Linked DNA regions of Homo sapiens: all the other regions are linked to region 2. Evidence: chromatin contacts called from ENCODE Hi-C or POLR2A ChIA-PET data. All regions are on one chromosome and are shown on one strand. Each heading gives the region's core, a stretch centred on a gene start or an enhancer-like site at or near the end of the contact. The rest is flanking DNA. Distances are from core to core; before and after follow the strand shown. Region 1 holds the start of BOD1L1 (biorientation of chromosomes in cell division 1 like 1). Region 2 holds the start of PACRGL (parkin coregulated like). Region 3 holds the start of CPEB2 (cytoplasmic polyadenylation element binding protein 2).

What was found. Hi-C counts contacts between places; a loop is a spot of excess contacts on that map. ChIA-PET counts read pairs that join two places held with the same protein, here RNA polymerase II (POLR2A). Pooled maps may share reads with other maps.
Region 1: a map of naive thymus-derived CD4-positive, alpha-beta T cell shows a loop between it and region 2 (18-fold over the local background). The contact joins the promoter of BOD1L1 here to the promoter of PACRGL in region 2. A Hi-C loop is called at or near these places in 1 of 168 maps with a recorded cell type or tissue (naive thymus-derived CD4-positive, alpha-beta T cell) and 5 of 50 pooled maps. POLR2A ChIA-PET finds 5 or more read pairs at or near these places in 1 of 52 experiments (OCI-LY7).
Region 3: a loop to region 2 is called in a map of naive thymus-derived CD4-positive, alpha-beta T cell, with 25 times the contacts of the local background. The contact joins the promoter of CPEB2 here to the promoter of PACRGL in region 2. A Hi-C loop is called at or near these places in 2 of 168 maps with a recorded cell type or tissue (CD4-positive, alpha-beta memory T cell and naive thymus-derived CD4-positive, alpha-beta T cell) and 8 of 50 pooled maps.

The regions. Positions count from the first base shown.
Region 1 is chr4:13,625,818-13,629,493 of GRCh38, reverse strand. It overlaps BOD1L1 (biorientation of chromosomes in cell division 1 like 1), which reads left to right and starts at 1,769. Exons shown (of 26, transcript NM_148894.3): 1 at 1,769-2,149. The coding sequence starts at 1,907. It overlaps MIR5091 (microRNA 5091), which reads right to left and starts at 1,629; the gene lies at 1,537-1,629. RefSeq lists enhancers at 879-1,609, 1,613-1,772, 1,610-2,340 and a silencer at 1,913-2,112.
Region 2 is chr4:20,698,033-20,701,720 of GRCh38, reverse strand. It overlaps PACRGL (parkin coregulated like), which reads right to left and starts at 1,263. Exons shown (of 9, transcript NM_001258345.3): 1 at 934-1,263. RefSeq lists an enhancer at 1,031-1,150.
Region 3 is chr4:15,000,930-15,004,340 of GRCh38, reverse strand. It overlaps CPEB2 (cytoplasmic polyadenylation element binding protein 2), which reads right to left and starts at 1,860. Exons shown (of 12, transcript NM_001177382.2): 1 at 6-1,860. The coding sequence starts at 1,667. It overlaps CPEB2-DT (CPEB2 divergent transcript), which reads left to right and starts at 2,296. Exons shown (of 8, transcript NR_038857.1): 1 at 2,296-2,403; 2 at 2,616-2,715; 3 at 3,112-3,180. RefSeq lists silencers at 1-21, 402-611, 712-861, 912-1,221, 1,722-2,581 and an enhancer at 2,822-2,871.

The DNA.
Region 1 (3,676 bases), core at 520-3,019, 7.1 Mb after region 2:
TGGCCCCATCATGGCTCACTGCAGACTTGACTTCTTGGGCTCGGGTGATCCTCCCACCTAATCCTCCCAAGTAGGTAGGACTACAGGTGCACGCCACTACACCGCCTAATTTCTTTTATTTTTTTGTAGAGGTGGGGTCTTGCCATGTTGCCCAGGCTGGTCTTGAACTCTGGACTCAACCGATCCTCCCGCCTCAGCCTCCCAAAGTGCTAGGATTACAGGCGTGAGACACTGTGCCCAGTGACAAAGATTTTGAACTTGAATGAGCTAAATCTGCAGTTGCAAATTTTGACAAAAACATAATTTAACCACCTGATAACAAAAATAAATCTTATCCAAAACTATTTATGAAAATGAAAAATGTTTAGATATTCTCCAAACTTTCAGTATATCAGGTGAAAGGTACACCTCATTGAAAAAATCAGGTCTAATTCATAGTCATTTGGTATCTTGGTAAAACCTATCTGGTATATTTCCCAGAATCTGAAAGAGTGAAAAAATAAGGATTAAGTAAACAAATCCTTTGGCAAGCCAGGTGGTTTTCAGCTCTTTGCTTTCCATAAAATAGAAGGAGGGCCTAATTGAAGTCAGCTCATAGATAATCAAATCTAATTTTTTGAGGTCAAGAATTGAATGATATTGCTACAACAAAACTCTTCCATTCCTAGGCACAGTACTTGTTTATATGAACAAGGTTTCTCAGGGCACACAGCTATAAAAATTACAAATAGGAATAGAATTGATGCTCAACCCTTCTTTTCCTACTAATAAGATATATTCAGCCACAGATGTAGGAACTTTAAAAAGCAACAATATGCATTTTTCAATAAAGTTACACACACTATTTAGTAATTATGAAATTTTCTAATATTTATGTTGCTTTGACCACGTACTAATAATAATTTCAAAGATGATGCAGTCCAAAAGCAGGTGATTTGCTAGCTGTGTAATCTTACTCAACATACTTAATTTATCTGAGCCTTGGTTCCCTGATTTGCAAACTGGGGACAGTAATCAGACCTAGCTCTTAGTGTTTGTCCAAAGATTAAATGCGTTAATACATGTAAAAGCACTTAACGCCACGCTTGGTACATAATATGTGCTATAGATGTTTTACCTGCTATAATCATAGTAATCAATAGCAAATCTCCTAAAAATAAAAGCCTGTCGATTTGTCTTCACAGATAGGAAGAACGGGCTGGAGGGATCGGATCTAATCCACAGGCACACTGCCAGAAACAAGGGACCCCCACGGGGAAATGGTATGTGCAGGCAGAAGAGAGACAGAAGGAACTTGGAGCTACCTGCTGGGACAAGAATAGTGCAGGATCACAGGCTAAGAACGAAGAGGGTTGGGCGAAGTTAGAATGAGCAGATCCACGTAGGGTTCGCATTACAAATGTCTATGGATCTCTATGCACTGCTCCGGGAAACTGGAGCAAGAGAGGCAGGCCTAAAATGCCGTCGCGGATGAAGCGGGGCCAGAAACGCACTGCCCCCGCTCAGACCTAGGGCCCCAGGTGTCGCGCGGGTCGAAGCCCTAACCTCCAGGGACTCCAGACCCCTGCCGGTGACCTAAACCCCACAACCCGCGACCAGCACAGTCTTGTCGTCTCCGTCGCCACAGTCGCCGCCACTTCCGGCGCAGCTCGGCCTCGCGAGGGCGCTTGCGCCCGGCGACGGTCGAAACTGGCTCTTCGCGGCCTCCGTCGCCGGACTTTCGTCAATGTTGTCACCGTCTTTTCCTCCTTTCCCCCAGTTCCCTTTCACTTCCGGGGTTGCTCTGGATCCGCTGGTTCCGTAACAACATCCCGTTGGCTTCCCTCAGGCGGCGGGACCAGTGCAGCCGCCGCCTCCCAGGATCGTCCGCCGGTCAGGGCCCTTGCCCTCCCCGGCACAGGCCACCATGGCCACCAACCCACAGCCGCAGCCGCCTCCTCCGGCGCCGCCGCCTCCCCCGCCGCAGCCGCAGCCGCAGCCACCGCCGCCGCCGCCGGGCCCCGGGGCTGGCCCCGGCGCGGGCGGGGCGGGCGGCGCGGGTGCGGGCGCCGGGGACCCGCAGCTCGTGGCCATGATCGTGAACCACCTCAAGAGCCAGGGGCTCTTCGACCAGTTCCGCAGAGACTGCCTGGCCGACGTGGACACCAAGGTTAGGAGCGCGCCGGGTTTGGGGGTCTGCGAGGGAAGGGGAGGACCCAAGGGCGCGCTTCTTTTGCAGTGGCTTCCTCTTGGAGCTGCAGCTGTGTGCCACGGACTGTGCAAAGCACAGAGTGTTCATTCCTTAGCGTGTCCTTTGGTTCGTTTTACCGACTAGTGTTTAAGTACCTACTACGTGCCAGTCATGGTTTCGGCACAGTGATTACCCCGGTCTGATGAGCAAGACTAAGGCATTGTTCTTACAGGAACTGGTTTGGAAACAGTGGCGCTAACAGTAGCCAGTTTTGTATTCATTCTCATATCTGATGATTTTACTTTGTATCGAAGTTATGTTTGCCTTCTTTCTTGAAGGTTTCTGGGCGGTAAGGGCCTTTATCCTTTGGAGAAATGACTAAATGGTAATTGAATCAAGTTATGTGTAATATGCTTTGCTGGACATCGTGGGGGTGGGAGCGCAAAGATAAGGAGGCAAACCTGAGACAGGACTTTAGTATTGTTTCTAGCAGTGATTGCCTGATTTAGGTAACTTAGGCCATGTCACCATTCTAAGGTAAGAAGGGACAGGAAGGTGGGGTAGAGAGAACCGAGTCATTCAGTGGAGAAAAGATGCAGGAGAGGTGACAGCAGATACTGAAGTGGAGAAAGGACAGGAAAGAGAGCAGATTCAGGAGAGTAATGTAGAGAAGGGAAAGGACAGCAACAAGGTTCCCTGTCCAGAAAGAGAGGCTGGAAAGGGGAAGGGATTTTGTACCAAATGTCAGAGTGAAAGGGACATTAGCAGGAACAAGTAAACTTAGCTGGATTGGCAAAGAATTAGCCAAAGACACCAGGAAAGAGCAGTCAGTGAGATGGATGGAAAACCACAGTACAGTCTAGAATTCTGGAAGCAGAAAGCATGTTGGAAAATTAACTGGTTTGTAGGGGTTGTTTTTGTCTGCTTGTTAAATCTGGTTGGGTCCATTGGATTGGAGTTTTGATGAAATGAGGGTTTCCTTTTTTTTTTTTTTTTTTTTTTTTGAGACAGAGTCTCGCCCTGTCGCCAGGCTGGAATGCAATGGCGTGATCTCGGCTCACTGCAACCTCCGCCTCCCGGGTTCAAGCGACTCTCCTGTCTCAGCCTCCCAAGTAGCTGGGATTACAAGCGCGTGCCACCACGCCCTGCTAATTTTTGTATTTTTAGTAGACACAAGGTTTCACCGTGTTGGCCAGGATGGTCTCGATCTCCTGACCTCGTGATTCGCCCAGTAGGCATGAGCCACCGCGCCCGGTCGAGGGTTTTCTCATAGTATGTTTAGTTGTTCTGAGGAGCTTTGTATCTTTGAGAAATGCATGTTTACAACATCCACAGTTTCTTCTAAAGCTTTCAGGTGAACTGCACACAGTTCCACTATGTCTTCTGGGGAAACTCTTGAATATCCTGGTACATCTTCCTTTATAAGGACTCATACTGGGCCCACTATGTAAAACGTGGTTTTTCGGGATATTGGAGGTTTTGCACCACAGAGAATTCAATTCACTT
Region 2 (3,688 bases), core at 14-2,513:
CGGACACCAAGGGACGACGGGAAATGTAGTCAATTTTTTAAAATAATATCCACCTGGAAGCATGCCACTGACAAGCCTGGAGCATGAGTTGTTTGTGAAAGCAAGCTTTAAAAATCTTATCCTTGGTAACCCTTTCAAGTGGTTTTTCATTAAATAACATGTAGAGGATGGTGTAAAGGGGCAGTGATGGGGAGAAGCGAACCTGTAAGAACTATTTTGTGTTACAAATATTATCAAGGTCACCGCTCATTCTTTTACAAAACAAGATAAACATTCTAATTATAGATATTAGAATCCATAAATCCACTTAACTTCGAACACCTAAACTATGTCACAATATCAGAAAGCAAACAAACCACCCTATGAAGCCCACACATTCCCCTTAAAGCTTCCTTGGTTGCTACAGGTCATCTATCTACAAGGGACTGCCGGTATCTGTGTCAATGGTAGGAAAGTGTACTTTCTATCATTGTTTGGGCAGCTGATATAGCCTATTTCTTTCCCTGTATGTACTTTCTCCCGTACTCAGCTTTAAGACCACTGAACTAAAACAATTCTCAGTCAGCAGAGCCCTGCTTTCTAATCCAGGTCTAGAAAGTTCCAAACGTGTAAGTAAGAGCCCCACTAAAGAAACCATGTTCCATTTGTAAAGCTCTGTCAAATTCTAAAAGACCCAGAGCCCAATAGTCACTTATCCCAGTCCCTTTTTTACCAGAAAGTAAATTCAAAGGGCCAGTATTAGGGTCGCACAATCTGCTTAGGGGTCTTAGAATCTATTTTCCACCTTCCCAGCCACCCCTCCTACACTCACTTCTAGATACTTAAAGACCAGTCCAGAGCCAGGATGCTATCAAAGTCAGCAAAAGAGGAAGACACAGAAAAAAAATAAAGAAAAAACAGAGATTTTTTAAAGGGGCCGAGGGAGGAGTTTACCAGTTTCAATTAAGGTTAACGAAGGCTACTCTCGACTGACCCTCTACCCCAGGAAAGGAGGGGTACACTCCAAGCGCTCACGATCTCAAGGGTCCTTAGCAACGGGGTCCAGCGGCCCTAGCAACAGATCAGGAAGCAAGCCGGCTTGGCAGAGAGCGCAGACAGGACACCTGTACCCGCGGTTCACGGCTCCGGGGACCCGTTCCTACCGCGCCTCTCTCCCGCCGCGATCCGCACACCAGCTGCCCCCCACCGGGGGGGGCTTATGACCGGCACTCGGTCGGCCAACAACCGCGGCTACCGCCACCGAGCGCCTGCGTTTGGGGAAATGAGGCTCCGCGCGGCCCGCCCCTGAACCTGGTCGCGCCGCGCAATGACGTCAGACGCACGCTGCGTCGTCTAAACCAATGGTAAGAGGTCGCGGAGGCGCCCCAGAAGAGGGTTGCCCAGGCAACCAGGCGCCAGGAGTTCAGGGGGCAGCTCACGCACTGCAGGCGCTGTCTCTGGCGACAAAGGGGCACGTGGTGGAGGATGTTTTTCGAATAAGAGGTCCGGAGAGCAGAGGGACGATGACGGGTTCCCAGTCGCCTGCGCCCTAGCCTCTCTTCAGTCCATGTGCTTAACTCCTAAACGCTTTTCTCGCACACTTAATACTCATTGTTCCTCAGCTATCTTACCCTCAATACTCGGAGAACTGAAGACTGTGAACTCCTCCCCCCGAGTCTTCAGGGGTGAGAGCCGAAGCCATCTGCATGCCCAGCTGTGGGATTTTCTTGTAGTTTCCTGTTCTATCTGGCTAAATCATAAGCCTAGCTGTGGAAATTCGTTTCCTGTCGTATTTTATGAATCTCATATGCTATTGCATTCTTCACAGTATATCCGCATTTAAATAGTAAAAAGCACGATTTTGTGCTCTACATTATTTTTAATAGTAAAAATATTTAATAGTGAAAAGCACGATTTTATGCTCCACATCATAACAAAACTGATGCTGCAGGAAAATGCATATTCCCTTGTATTGCATTCCACCAGCAACAATTTGGGTTGTCATAGTTAAGTCCAAGCCCTTTGGACCTGTCCACTGCACTCCTCTTTAGCATCCTCTACTGTTGCCAACCCAAAGCCCTAACTTTTTGCTTAGGTAACACTAAATTGGCATTGTCTGAGCACTCGAGGCTGTGTAATCCTTCTGTGCTCCTGTAGCTCCATCCTTGCTACTTGACCAGCACCCCAGAAGCATCTTCATTAGATTGTGAGTTTCCTCAGGATAAGGATTTTAACTTTGCCCTTTTTATTTCTCCAGCTTCAAGCATAATGCAGTGGGTATTCAACTAATGTCTTCTGAATGAATAAAATGAATTAATAAATTCTGTCTATGTCTAATTTCTCTAATGTTCTGTGAACCTTGCATACAAATCTAAGTTTTAAAATTTATTATAATGTATTTACCTATCTTTCTCACTAGACTGAAATTGTCTTTATTGCTTTTCTATCCCCAATGCCTAGCGCAATGCATGCTTAACTAACGTTTTTAAAAGGAAAAAGAAATTTTTAAAAAAAAAAATCTTATATCCTGTATCTTCAGCTACTTTTACTTTATAATCTCTCATCTCCAGCTTCCTCAAGACTTATTATATTTTCCTTACTCCTAGCATCTCCAGTGTCAGACTCAGTAGAGCTCCTAGTTCGTGACCTTTTAACCCCTCCTCCCTGGACTATAAGAATGATTTGTATTCAGTATCGCAGAGGAATGACAAGCATATGTGTTCTGGAGTTAAGCTATCTAAAACTCACCACCCCTTATCAGCTATGAGTCCTTGTGGATGACGACTCCTACAAGCCTCAATTTCCTCTTCATTATTGGGTTATTGCGAGACTTAAATTTAAGAGGACAATTGAATACCTGACACATAGGAAGTACTCAATAAGTATTAGCTAGTGCAATTATTCAGGTGAAAGCAAATTAAGACTAACGTGGAGGACATCGTAAGTGGCAAAAGTCTCATGCTATGTGTTGGTGTATGAACCATGGACGATGACACGGATTTTTCAGATCTTTATAATAACAATTAGTATAAGCTTCTCCTAATCACAGTTAAAACAGCCTCTTCTAAACTTTCTGTCATCATTTTAGAAAATGAACAGAAAACATGCTCCTTGGCATTGCAACTCTATCAGGATATTATGCAATAAGTGGTGGGTGCTTTCTTGAATACACTGGTTTGACAAGCCTGTGAGGCATCCAGGGGGAGCTAACTAGCATGCTGTTGGATCTGCTCATCTAGAGGGCAGGAAAGAGAACTGGGCATAGCTATGGATTTTTGAGCCATCAGCATATGTAGACGCTGAGTTGGGCGATAGGAGTAATACCTTCTAGGAAAGCTCACAATATGTGAGAAACAGAGCACTGATTGTGGACTTTTGTCTTCTATTCAGGTTTTAAGGTTTAATTTTCTATTTAAGAGAGAATGGGATGAGGGAAAAAAGGTGACCTATTTGCCTAGCAATATAGTAAATGATTCTGAAAAGACAGAATATGCCATATATTTTCTGTTTGCTCTCATATAGGTACACTCTTCCCTTTGTCCTGTTATTTGCTCTGGGATGCTGATCAGCATAAACTATATCACCCAGGCTCCAGTGCCCTCTGGTTTCTGATTGGGTTTGGCTACTGAAGAACACTAATAGGAGATTAGAGAATTAGAGGAGAGTGAAGTCAGAGTATTCATTCTCCTGCTCCTATCCTTAGGGGGTT
Region 3 (3,411 bases), core at 611-3,110, 5.7 Mb after region 2:
CGTACCTGGTGGTGGTTATAGGAGTTCCTCTGCTGCAGGAAGGCGGCGGCCGCCGCCTGGTGCTGCTGCTGGAGCTGCGGGCTGACGGGCGACCTCCGGCTCTGCGGCTGCTGCGGCGCCGCGGGCGGCGGGGGCTGCTGTTGAGGTATATTCATGGCGGGCGGCGGCGGAGGGGGCACAGCGGTAGCCGAGAAGGGGCCGCCGAAGCCGCCGCCGCCGCCGCCGCTCGTCGGAACGCTGAGCCCAGTGCAGCCGTGCGGCGACACGGGCGAGAAGCTAGGGAAGAAGGCCGGGTTCATGGACGACGGCAGCCCGGGGTAGAAGCCGTTCTCTGAGTCGGGGCTGGGCGGCGGCATGGCGCTGAGCGAGCCGCCGCTGCCGCCGCCCGGGGTGGTGGCAGACGAGCCGGGCGGCTGCGGCTGCGGCTGGGGCGGCTGCTGGGGTGGCGGCGGCTGCTGCTGCGGCTGGGTCGGCGGCGGCTGCTGGGGCTGGGGTGGCGGCGACGCGGTCTGCACCGACCAGGGGGTGCCGAAGCCGGGCAGCGGCGGCGGCGACGCGGAGCCGCCTCCCCCTCCGCCTCCTGGGGGCCCCCCGCCCCCGCCGCCGCCGCCGCCGCCCGGGTGTGGAAGGTCCGGGCTCTGCAGGCTGCTGAAGGCGCCCGCGCCAAGCGCACCTCCGGGCAGGAGGTTACTGGGACTGTTGAGCAGAGGGTGGTTGGGGGACTCCATGGAGCCCGGCGCGGGGTTCACCGGCGTCGAGGAGGCCAAGCCCGCATTGGGGGACTCGGCGGCGCTGCCCTCGCCCGCGGCTGGGGTCTTGCGAGGGCTGCCCGCGCCTCCGTGGCGGCGCCGCGGGGCTGCAGGCGGCGAGGGAGGGAGCTGCGGGAGCGGGGGCAGGTCTGCCGGACGCTGCCGCGGGGCGAAGTCCTGCGGCGAGAGGTGCTGCTGATGCAGGAGGCTGAACTGCTGCGGCGGCTGTTGCTGCTGGCGCTGAGCGAGCTGCGCCGGCTGGAGGAGCGGGCCGGCTGGCGGCGGCGGCGGGCTGAACCGACCGGGGCAGTGGAGCGGCGGAGGCGGCGGCGGCGGCTTCGAGTCCGGAGGGTGGGGAAGGTGGGGAGGGCTGAACTCTTTCCTCTTCTGGCTGCTCAGCTGCTGCTGCTGCCGCTTACTGAAGTCCTGCGGGGAGGAGGTGCGGCAGCAGCAGCAGGAGGAGGCGGAGGAGGAGGAGGGGTGGTGCAGACTCGGTTTGAAGTCCTGGGAGGGGAGGAGGTGGGTCACACCCGCGATCGTGCCGCCGCCGGGGTGGTGGTCGGGGAGTTTCTCCGTGGCCGCCGCCCCCGAAAGCGGCCGCGCCGGCTGCTGTGTCAGCCCCAGAAGCAGCTCATCCTGCATGGTCTGCTGATGCGCCAGGAACGGGGAGGAAGAGGAAGCGGCGGCGGCCGGGCTGCCCGCGCCGCCGCCGAGGGGGACGGAGAAGGGGGAGGCGGCCTCTAAGAAGCCGGTGACAGGCAACGGTGGTGGCGACAGTGGGCCGAAGGGCGTGGCGGAGGGCAGCGGGTTGACGGACCCCACGGCGTAAGGACCATACGCCTCGCCGCAGAACAGGGGCCCAGGACTGCTACTTCGGAGCGGGGCGGTCTGCAGCACCCCAAACCCGAAATCCCTCATTTATCAGGCCGCCGGCAGCGGGAGGAGACGCTCCTCGTCCCCTGCCCCACCTAGGAAGCCGCCGGCGCTGGGGTTGCGCGGCCGTGGTGGAAGGAGGGGGAGTCAGTGAGAGAGGGACACCGTGACTGAGCCAGGGGGCACCGACTTCGGCCCCACCACCCCTCGCGGCGATCGCCGCCGCCGCCGCCGTCGCAGTCGCCGTAGCCGCCCTGGCCGCTTAAGAACCCCGGAACGTGCGTCAGCGCCACCTCACAATCGCGCCGCCCCCCGCGGTGCGTCCCGGCACGCGCGGGCGCGAGGCCACCGCGTCCCCGTCGCCCCTCCCCGCCCCTCATTACTATGCAGACGCAGCCGAGGGCGCGCTCGCGCTCCCGGGAGGGCGGGAGCGAGCGGCGTGTCCCGTTGGGTCTCTCCGCTCCCGGGGAAATGGACAGGCCGGTTGGGGTGGGGGTCGGCTGGCAAACAGTGGTCGGGAGCATTGGGCGGGCGCGCGCACGAGGGCAAGCACGCGCGGGAGGGAGGGACGGTTCCTGGGCAACGGCCCCTCCTTGGCGCGGGATCCGCGCAGAGTCTGCCTGGGTCGCACGCGTCTCCGCCCCTCGCGGTGCCTCCTCCTTCCTGTCACCTCGGTTCCGCCCTGGGTGGGGAGAAGCCCTGCTGCACCACTCGGGCTTCCCAGAGCGGGGCTGGCCCGCGGGGGAAACTGAGGCCCGGGACCCCGACCGGCGCCTGCACTGTGCGACCCGCGTAGAAATAGGCGCCCGAGGGGCCCCCAGCGCAACGCGGGAGCCCGGCCCAGCCCGGGGGTCCTGTGGTGAACTAGCGTCTGGGCTCTGCCGGCTTGAAGTCCGCTGAGCGCCTCGCCGCGCACCTCTAGACCCCGAGTCCCCGATCTAGGGCCTCCTTGTAGCCCTAGGTAGCGCCCTCTAAGCTTGTTTCTGTTTTTAGGCGCTGGTAGGAGTGCTGTCACCGACGTCGTAGAGCCGCCGAGGGTGTTTCTGTAGGGTAAACATGAAGCCTCGGCTATATTCCAGGCATTTTCACTTGGGTAAGAAGGAACAAAGTCCCTGGAACAAACACGCTCCGCGTGGTTATTTACACACTCGGATGCGTGGAACGGGTTCCACGGCGAGCTCCCATAGTAACCCCGGGCCAGCTCCGCTTCATAAAAGCCTTTCGTGTGCCATCAGGGCTGCAGCGTGGGACTCCTCCCCACCACATTCATTCCGGCGTCCCCGCCCCTTCCCCCCAGGGAGACTCTAATTTATTCCTAAGCTTTATGAATTTTCAAGGGAGAAATAGTTCTTACATCAGGGAAAAAAGGAGGTTCTGACTCAGCAGCAGACTTGTTGAGACTTGCAAAATGGAAGGGAGAGAGCTTTCCATGGTAGAGCTCTTTAGAAGCATTAGAGGAGGAACTAATCCTGTGTTTCCTTTTGTATAGAAACATTTTACATAAAGTATTTGAAGGTCTAGATAAAGAATAACAGAGTGATCCATACTACATGATGAGGTGAACTTTATGTTTCTGTTTTGTAATTTTAACTGTTTTGCTTGATGCTTAGAGAAATGAAACTATTAAATGAATCCTAGAATATAGACTCAAACCCCCAAAGCAATAGAAGGTGGATTCAGACTTTACTTGATTTTGGTTTACAAGTGAACTAAGATTAAATATTTAATTTTATAAATTAGCATACTCTTACTGATGTAGGCAGAGTGTACATTTTTATAAGTCCTCATT